2 separate regions of the Homo sapiens genome follow, and region 1 is linked to region 2. A link is a loop called in an ENCODE intact Hi-C map of the cell type or tissue named here. Cell type or tissue: PC-9. All regions are shown on one strand. Links, peaks and the distances in the headings refer to the core of each region. The heading gives the core; the rest is flanking DNA. Region 1 overlaps LMLN (leishmanolysin like peptidase). Region 2 has its middle 33 kb from the start of LMLN-AS1.

Region 1 (4,400 bases), core at 142-4,141, 54 kb before region 2:
CCCCTAACTAGTCTGACTTCCCTCCACCCTTCAGAGTCCCCTAACTAGTCTGACTTCTCTGTACCCTTCAGAGTCCCCTAACTAGTCTGACTTCTCTCCACCCTTCAGAGTCTTCTTTTGTTTCTTTAATTTACAGTGTCTGGGTTTTTAGTTGTACTTAGAAGGGGGAATAGAGAAAAGCACATCTAGTCCATCTTCCAGGAATTAGAAGTGGTACTGATATTTCTATTGTTATATTTAAAAAAAAATTCCCCTGGTGGGCCGGGTGTGGTGTGGTGGCTCATACCTGTAATCCCAGCAGTTTGGGAAGAGGGAAGATGGCTTGAGCCCAGGAGTTTGAGACCAGACTGGGCAACATGACCCCATCTCTACAAAGTAAAAAAATTAGGCTGGCATGGTGGCGTGGCCCTGTAGTCCCAGCTACTTGGAGGCTGTGGTGAGAGGATCCCTTGAGCCCAGGAGGTCACAGCTGTGGTGAGCTGTGAGCATGCCACTGCACTCCAGTGTGGGTGACAGCAAGACCCTGTTGCAAAAACAAAAAAAAAAAAAAAAAAAGGAAAAGAAAATACTATTCTCATCTTTTCTCACCTAGGTTAGGTCATAAAGCAATTTAAATCACTTGTAGTTTCTACTAAGGAGTCTGACCTCTGAGTTGTAACCCTAATGTGAAGATAATAGGCAGTAGCCGGAAGCACCGGCAACCACTCTGGGTGTCCCCAGCTTGTTACCCCTGCACTACAGGTTGACCTGCCAGTTCTCAAATTTTGCTGCTTATGAAAATCGTCTACAGAACTGGAAAAACTCTCCATACCCCAGTTACTAATTAAGTCATGACTGTGCTGAGAGCCGGGCACTAGCATTGTGTGAGTTTGTTTTAATAAATTCCCAAGTGATTTTATGTGTAATGGAGTTTGGGAACCACTGTTCCGGTGTGTCAAAGGAAGTATGTAACTCACACTGCAGCTGCAAGAGCTTAGGGAGGTTTTTGTTTGTTCACTTTTCTGTTAACAGTTGCAACTCTGTTTATTCCCCTTTTGGTCCCAATTATAACATCACCTAAGACCAGAAACAGAAGGGACTTCTACTTCTTTATTCTTAAAAACTAAAACTGTGGGTCCCCTGAATTCTCTCCTGTCCTTTGATTCTTAAGCCACTGTCAGCAAGGTTTTTTTTTGAAGTCCAAATAGTAAATATTTTAGGTTTTGAGGGTTATTACAGTCTCTGTCACAACTACTTACCTCTACTTTTATACAGCAAGAGGCAAAACAAATGGGCATGGCCATGTTCCTGTCATCTTCCCCATCTCTACAGAAAGTAAATGAGCATGGTGGCACATGCTTGTAGTCCCACTTGCTTGGGAGGCTGAGGTGGGAGGATTGCTTGAGCCGAGAAGATCAAGGCTGCAGTGAGCAATGGTTGTGCCACTGCACTCCAGCCTGGGCAACGAAACCCTGTCTCAAAAACAAAAAATCGACAAGGAAAAAAAAAACAGGTTGTGGTCAGGATTTGACCCAAGAGTTGAGTTTGCTGACCCCTGTCACAGTCATTCAAATGTCCCACTTGTGAGGCATTGAAATTCAGAATCATTTACAGGATAGAAGCCATCTTCTGACATCACAGACCCAGTCTGCCTGTATGTATGTTAGAGATTCCAGTGTGGCTGTTCTCAAGCACTTCTGGGCTTCGTCATTTGTGACTCTTCTCCATTGTTGGGAAACCAGGGTGAGAAGGGATTGGTTGAGTGAGCGTAGGCAGAGCCATACTTCTTTGAATCACTTGAATCTACACCTACTTAAAGTAAGGTTCTTTCTATGTTCGAAGCAACTAAAACTGATAAATCGCCCAACTCCTCTGCCTAGCTCATTTGGTGTTAATATTGGCTCTAGAGCTATACTGTCTAATATGGTACCATTAGCCACATGTAGTTAAACTTATATTTAAATTAAAGTTAAATACCATTTAAAATTTAGTTCCTCAGGGCCAGGCATGGTGGCCCATGACCGTAATCCCAGCACTTTGGGAGGCAGAGGTGGGCAGATCACGAGGTCCAGAGATTGAGACCATCCTGGCCAAGATGATGAAACCTGGTCTCTACTAAAAATACAAAAATTAGCTGGGTGTAGTGGGACACACCTGTAGTCCGAGCTACTTGGGAGGCTGAGGGAGGAGAATTGCTTGAACCCGGGAGGTGGAGCTTGCAGTGAGCCGAGATCGCACTACTGCACTCCAGCCTGGCGACAGAGCAAGACTCTGTCTCAAAATAAATAAATAAATAAGTTCCTCAGTTAACTAGCCACCTTTGAAGTGACATACATGATTAGTGGCTACCATATTGGGCAGCACAGATGTACACCTTTTCCCGCTCTCTTGACAGTGCTTCTCTGGAATTTGTAAGCCATGAATCTTAGACAGCTCTAACTTTGGAATGTTTAAAATCACTAAGTTTTAACTTCTTTTTTCCTCTTTATTCATTTAGCCAAAACTCATTTTATATAATTTAAAGTAAATATAATATGCCTTTTGGTTTTAGACAAAAAACAGAAATGACTTTCATGGTATCAAGAAAGTAACTGATTAACAACTATTGGAACATGAGCTTCCATATTCATTGGAAGCTTTATCATGGGAAGTTAAAATATTGCCTTATATGAAGATTTTACGAAAATGGTATAAACAGCGGAAATCACATTTATTGAGTAGCCTGCATGTGCCAGGCACTGAGTGCTTTGCGGTTGAAGCTCAGGAAAGTTAAGTAAATTCCACAGAAGTGTGGCTGGTGCTGGTGTTTGAACCCAGACCTGTGTGACGACTTCAAAGCCTTTGCTTTCCTGTTAGGCTGTGCTGCTTCCCATTTGCTGAAGACTGTGGCAAGTATTTTACGTGTTTCATCTTAGGAAGCTGTAACTCCCTAAAGATGTATGCTGAGACACCATGTTCATTTAAATAAGACAAGTCATCAATTTTCCTTAAAATAAGAAATATTTAATACAGGCTTTTTTTTCCTTAAGAAATATGTGGAAGAAGAGGAAAATTGTCAATAATTCGATTACAATTTGTTAGACCAGTATTAATAGGATTTCTATTATTTAGGAATACTGAGATTTTATCTATGAAGCTGCTATTGTGATATTAATATAATTTTTATATCGTCAACTGTCAGTTTGATGACTGCTAAGAATTACAGGTTTGTTTGAAGGTTATTTTTGCAAGACAGTGCAACAGATTCTGATATCTTTTGATAATTTACATGCCCTTTTTTCAAATTATACTTTCAAGATTACATTTAATGGAACAGAACAAGTTGATAACAATTAGGAATATTCACACAATCTTTATTTTGCACAGGAAAATAAGATTGTCTGGTGAAGGTGGTCAGTTAAACAAACTGTCAGATTATTGAGCAGAGAAAATTCCACTCTTTGTAGCTGCAGGGCAGAGGGGACATTGCCTCCATCTCTTTCCAAGAATCCCATTTGTTAATTATGAAGGTTTGTATTTTTAGGCCAGGATCTGGAATTCCATTTGTTGGCTGTATAATGGACTTGCAGTATTTTCTTTAAAGTTTGATACCATGGTACTTCTCTTTGTTTGCAGGAGACAGATGCTGAGCCCTTACTGTGACACGCTCAGAAGTAACCCACTGCAGCTAACTTGCAGACAGGACCAGAGAGCAGTTGCCGTGTGTAATTTGCAGAAGTTCCCTAAGCCTTTACCACAGGAATACCAGGTAGAACAGGGCTGGGGCACAGTTTCAGGAATCAGCTTTTCAAAAGTAGTCTCCATTTTAACTAAAAGAGTAAATTCTCTTAAGATTCTTAATTTATAAGGCCTTGTTTGTTTTCTGTAAGTTAGAAAAAAATGGAATAATGCTTCCATTTCTTTAAAACTAATGTCCTAATTGATAGCACTTAGTTAAAATCTAGCAGTGTCTTATAATAATGGCAAGAATAATTTGAATATTTGATCTGTTTTTACCTGTTTATGTTTTCTAATTGTTTCCAAAGCCTTGCTATTTAAATTCCTCTAATTTACACAGAAAAAGAAATCTTTAAAGAAAATAACTTAAGTACTCCAATCCAGTTAATTAGAAGACTTGGAAACCCTGCTTTGGAAAAGATTTGATTCATGGGATCTGAAAGATTAAGGAAATGGTCCCACATATCTTGTCTGGATCTCTGATTTGACCTTTATGTTTCTTTTTATCTTTTATCTTTTTTTCCGAGACCGAGTCTCACTCTGTCGCCCAGGCTGGAGTGCAGTGGTGAGATCTCAGCTCACTGCAGCCTCCCCTTACCAGATTCAAGCGATTCTTGTGCCTCAGCCTCCCGAGTAGCTGGGTTTACAGCTGCAAGCCACCATGCCTGGCTAATTTTCATATTTTTAGTAGAGTTGGGGTTTCG
Region 2 (4,400 bases), core at 105-4,104:
CTGCCTCAGCCTCCTGAGTAGCTGGGATTACAGGTGCCTGCCACCATGCCCAGCTAATTTTTGTATTTTTAGTAGAGATGGGTTTTGCCATGTTAGCCAGGCTGGTCTCAAACTCCTGACCTCAGGTGATCCACCTGCCTTGGCCTCCCAAAGTGCTGGGATTACAGGCATGACCCATCATGCCTGGCCTGTAATCTTACTTTTTAAAATCAATAAGACCACCAAGAGAAATGAGAAATTTACTAAAAGAAGTCCTACCTTAATTGTCATTTTGAAGATGATTTTAAAGTACTTATTTTTAGGTTCCAAAATTTGTTGTTGAATGCTATGCATAATAAATGTAATAAATAAAATTACTATTTTAATAGTGACATGAAAAATATTTACCAACTATGTTAAATTCTTAAAGCATTTCAGACAATATCAGAGCTAATATCAGAACTCTAATGTCCTATACACTTTAAAATTTTAAGCTCTATAAACTTACTAAGCTTCTAATTAAAGAAGAAAAACATGAAGTACTCATAAACTGAGAGAAGCATAGCTCAGTAAATTAATTCTAGTTAGCTTAACATCCTGGAAAGTGTCCTGCACTCAGAATAAGTCCTCACTTTGTAACCAATAGGTATTTTGTTTTCAGACCAGTTGCTTCTCTTAGGCTCCATGGCTTTTTCTAAAAAATAAGGATTTTACTACCTTACTTCACTAGGCTGTTAGGAGGATGTAATGAGATAACATGTTTAAATATTCAGAGAAATAGTAAAGCAATGGAATAATTTATTCTTGAACTGTATTGCTGAAACAATTTTGGAATCTCAAAACCTGATGGGTGTTTTTTCATAGGTTCTAATATTTGAATGTCACAGTTTTCAGAAAATGTTATTAAGTGCTAATTTTGGTTATTAGTTCTATTCATTGTGGCTTGTAGTTCAGAGCATTTTAGCTAATTCATAACTTGTAACTAAATTTATATATAAATATATTATTATCTCATTAAAATAGATTACCTAATTGTTCCCTATTACTGAGCTCATCAATCACACCAAGGGCAGAAAACTAATAAATATCAAAACCTGGCTTGGACAACTACCATTCCTTCTCTACCTCCTCAAACTCAGAGCCAGCAGGTCTGTGTTAGAGGCTGCGTCTTCTTGGTCCTCTCCAACTGACATACAAGACAAAACCTGCTTGTCTTGTTTTTCGGTTCCATGAAAGAGATGCAAGTTGACGTTTCCTCATTTCCAAGTCATGGACTAACAACATGTTTGCATGTAACATCCCATATGTTACTCAGCGCTGTTCTCATTTCACAGATCACCTTACGTGAATACTTTTATAATAACAGTAACAACAATTTCAATATTGGATGTCTCCTGTTTTGGTCTGACTTGCACTGTTTCCTTGGAGCTAGTTAACAAATAGTCAAATGACCTTCTGGGGACTGTGCAAAATGTGGAATGCTTGCTGAATTTGTGTGCCATCCTTAGGCAGCAGCCATGCTTATCTGCTCTGTGTTGATCCAATCTTAGAATATACGCTGCTGAAACAAGCATAAAGCCCTGTTTTATACATGGATACTCATGAGTCATGGATGAGGCTTAGCTCTGTTAAATCCAAATTACCTAGTTTATATACGATAATTCTATTGAATGACTTCCTGTGAGGTAGAATTTTTAAATATTTTAAAAACTTGGGGTAGAGATGCAAGTAGCCTGAGAGATTTTCGTTGTTATGGAAACATGTTACTTGAGGGGCCAACTGCAAGTTGGTGCCCACTACTCTATTGCAGGATAATGTGGAACCTTCTGCTATCTAACAAAAGCTGCTACACAGGACAGAAAAAAGCCTCAAGGTACAGACGTGATAACAAAAGGGAAAGGGACCTCTGATCTCTTCCTGCCACATTATTTGAATGTCCCTGACTGCTGAAGACAATCCCAACTAACATTTGCTAGAGAAAAGATGAATACAGGTCTCAAAGGATAACTTACCATCAAGGTCTAGGCTAAGCCTAGCTAAGAGGTGGGCAACAAATAAGGTTTTTAGTGTTAGGGGAGGGTCAATTTACTCACTATGTGTGTGGGTAAAGCCAGGAGGCCTCGCTGCCAGAGCAGTGTGCTGGGAACAACGGCTGAGCATATGTACATGAACTAAAAAACACTGTAGCTGTGAGCTTTGTGTGTGAGTCACCACAAAGACTGAAGGGTCTGAATCAGTAAAGGCATCACTGTAGCTGTGAACTCTGTGTGTGAGTCACCACAAAGAGTGAGAGGTCTGAATCAGTAAAGGCATCCTGGTGGCAAAGGTTAGTCATTACCAGATCGCAGGACCAGTTACAATGGCAGCAATACAAGTGAATCAATGGAAACAGAATATTTAGAATGGCCTTTTCCCCCTATCTTCTGACTTGTAAAGCAAGATTGTCTTCCTTGGACTTAGGGAACCCCTTAGCTTTTTGAAAAATTCAAAGGATGAAGGCATAGGAGATAGCCCCAGGGGACAATCCAAGACTTTCTGCTAAACTGGACATTTCAAGACCCAATAACTAATTAGAAAAGTCAGGCCAGGCATGGTGTCTAGCAGTTTGGGAGGCTGAGGCAGGAGAATCAGTTGAGCTCAGGAATGTGGGCAACATAGTGAGACCTTGTCTAAAAAAAAAAGAAAGAAAGAAAGAAAGAAAAACAAGTAAAAATGTGACGTTATTTATATCTCACATATAAGGTTATATATAAGGTTATACTTGGAATAAAATGAACACTGAGATCCCTGGGGATAAAGGTCTTTAAAAGTCCTGAAAGAATCTTGCACTCATTGCTACTTCTAACTAGTCTAGCTTTCTGTGTGATTTCTGGCTAAACAATGGACTAATCACCAACAGCAGGTGCACTTGCCTGGTTCTTCACTAAAAATGCCACCATTTACTGTCTCTTACAAATTACAGCAAGCAAAAGTGGTGTATTTCCCTCCTGTAAGAAAGCAAAAACAATGTGCAATTCACAAAATTACATATTTCTCAATTGAACTAAAAATCTCCTATATGATGCTATGAACTTAAACTTACAATATAGCAAGTAAATGCGGAGCAGTCCCTTCCTTTTCACTCCTCTGTGCTTTCCCACACACTGCCTTGCAAACACCCCTCCTCTCCCTCCCCACGTTAACTTTGATCATCTCCAAAACTGACTTTATTTACCAGTCCTGAAAATCCTTGCTTCTATCACAGCATTTAGCACAATATGTTGTAATTATTTCACTGTTTCCCACTGAAACCAAGAGTTTCTTGAGGGCAAGGGCTGTGTCCTTTTTCTCTACAACCCTAAAACCTAATACATAGTAGCAAATGCTTTAGGTTTTTAAAATAAATTAATGATGAAAATTATTATCTTTAGAGCAGTGTTTCTTAAACTATCTTCCAAGGAATATTTGTTTTACCAGAAGAACTGTACCCCAACAGAAAGATGCCATGATCACCTGCATTTGAGAAGTATTACAAAACTGTATTATATGGTCAACAATCAAGAAATCCCTTCAACTTTGCCTAATTCCAATTTGACAATACTTTTTGTGGCAAACGTTAACATTTTAGGAACTAGAGTTTCAGGGATACAGTTGCCAGAACTTCCCAGTTCAGGTGGAGGTTTCCTCTGGGTGGTACAAACTTGCTTGATTTACTTCTGTAAATGGTGTCAGGATCCAATGTCAATGTCAGGCACTCCTGATCCGAATGGGTCACTAAGGAAATGAGCTCTGAATTAAGAGAGACTGGCTTCAATGCACTTATTTTCATTATTATTAAATAGTCCATGGGATTTCTCCTAATACAAGAGGATAGATTTTTATCTTAACTGTTAGAAAGCTCAGTATATTCTGTGTAAGAGAGACAGGTTAAAAGTGTTTGAAAATAAATATTAAAAAAGCAAAGCTCAGTAAGAAATTTTATTCTCAATTATAATGATAACCCTGGGATGCTAATGCAACTTTACTTTTTAAATCCATTTGTATTGGTTTCCATTCAAATTGCTATTTAACATTTTTTTTTTACTTTAGGCAAAATGTAAATCAGAAATAAAATTACAATGGCTTATCAATAAAAGTTTTAATATTGATGTATATGGCTTATTTCTAGCATAATAAAAGCCAATAAGTCACTTGCATTTTTAAGGGACATTGTTGAGAAGCATGACATAATGTTTGCAATATTCATAAACTAGCCAACTCTCACCAGGAATAACCTAAAAAGGCTTCCAGGCATTCTTATGAGCAGATGACTACTTGTGGTATACATATAAAAAAGAGCTAAAAAAAACTTTTGAATTCTAAACTTGAACCCCATAATTGAGGGATTTATAAACTATAGACTATATATTATAAACCAATATACACTGTCTTGAAAATCTTGA

The links. Peaks named below come from ENCODE experiments on the same cell type or tissue, not always from the same donor. Only the 100,000 strongest peaks of a DNase experiment are listed, where the experiment ranks them.
Region 1: a loop joins it to region 2, with 2.3 times the contacts of the local background. A loop is called at or near these places in 1 of 110 quality-filtered maps.

The regions. Positions count from the first base shown.
Region 1 is chr3:198,015,659-198,020,058 of GRCh38, forward strand. It overlaps LMLN (leishmanolysin like peptidase), which reads left to right. Exons shown (of 17, transcript NM_001136049.3): 13 at 3,595-3,727. Among named protein-coding and RNA genes, the nearest start is that of LMLN-AS1, 22 kb to the right of the region's middle. In PC-9, for the core only: no CTCF peak of the experiment used is centred there; no DNase peak of the experiment used is centred there.
Region 2 is chr3:198,069,865-198,074,264 of GRCh38, forward strand. It overlaps the pseudogene ANKRD18DP and the pseudogene RNU6-821P. Among named protein-coding and RNA genes, the nearest start is that of LMLN-AS1, 33 kb to the left of the region's middle. In PC-9, for the core only: CTCF peaks have their summits at 2,302 and 2,502; a DNase peak (open chromatin) is centred at 2,237; H3K27ac peaks cover 1,470 bases.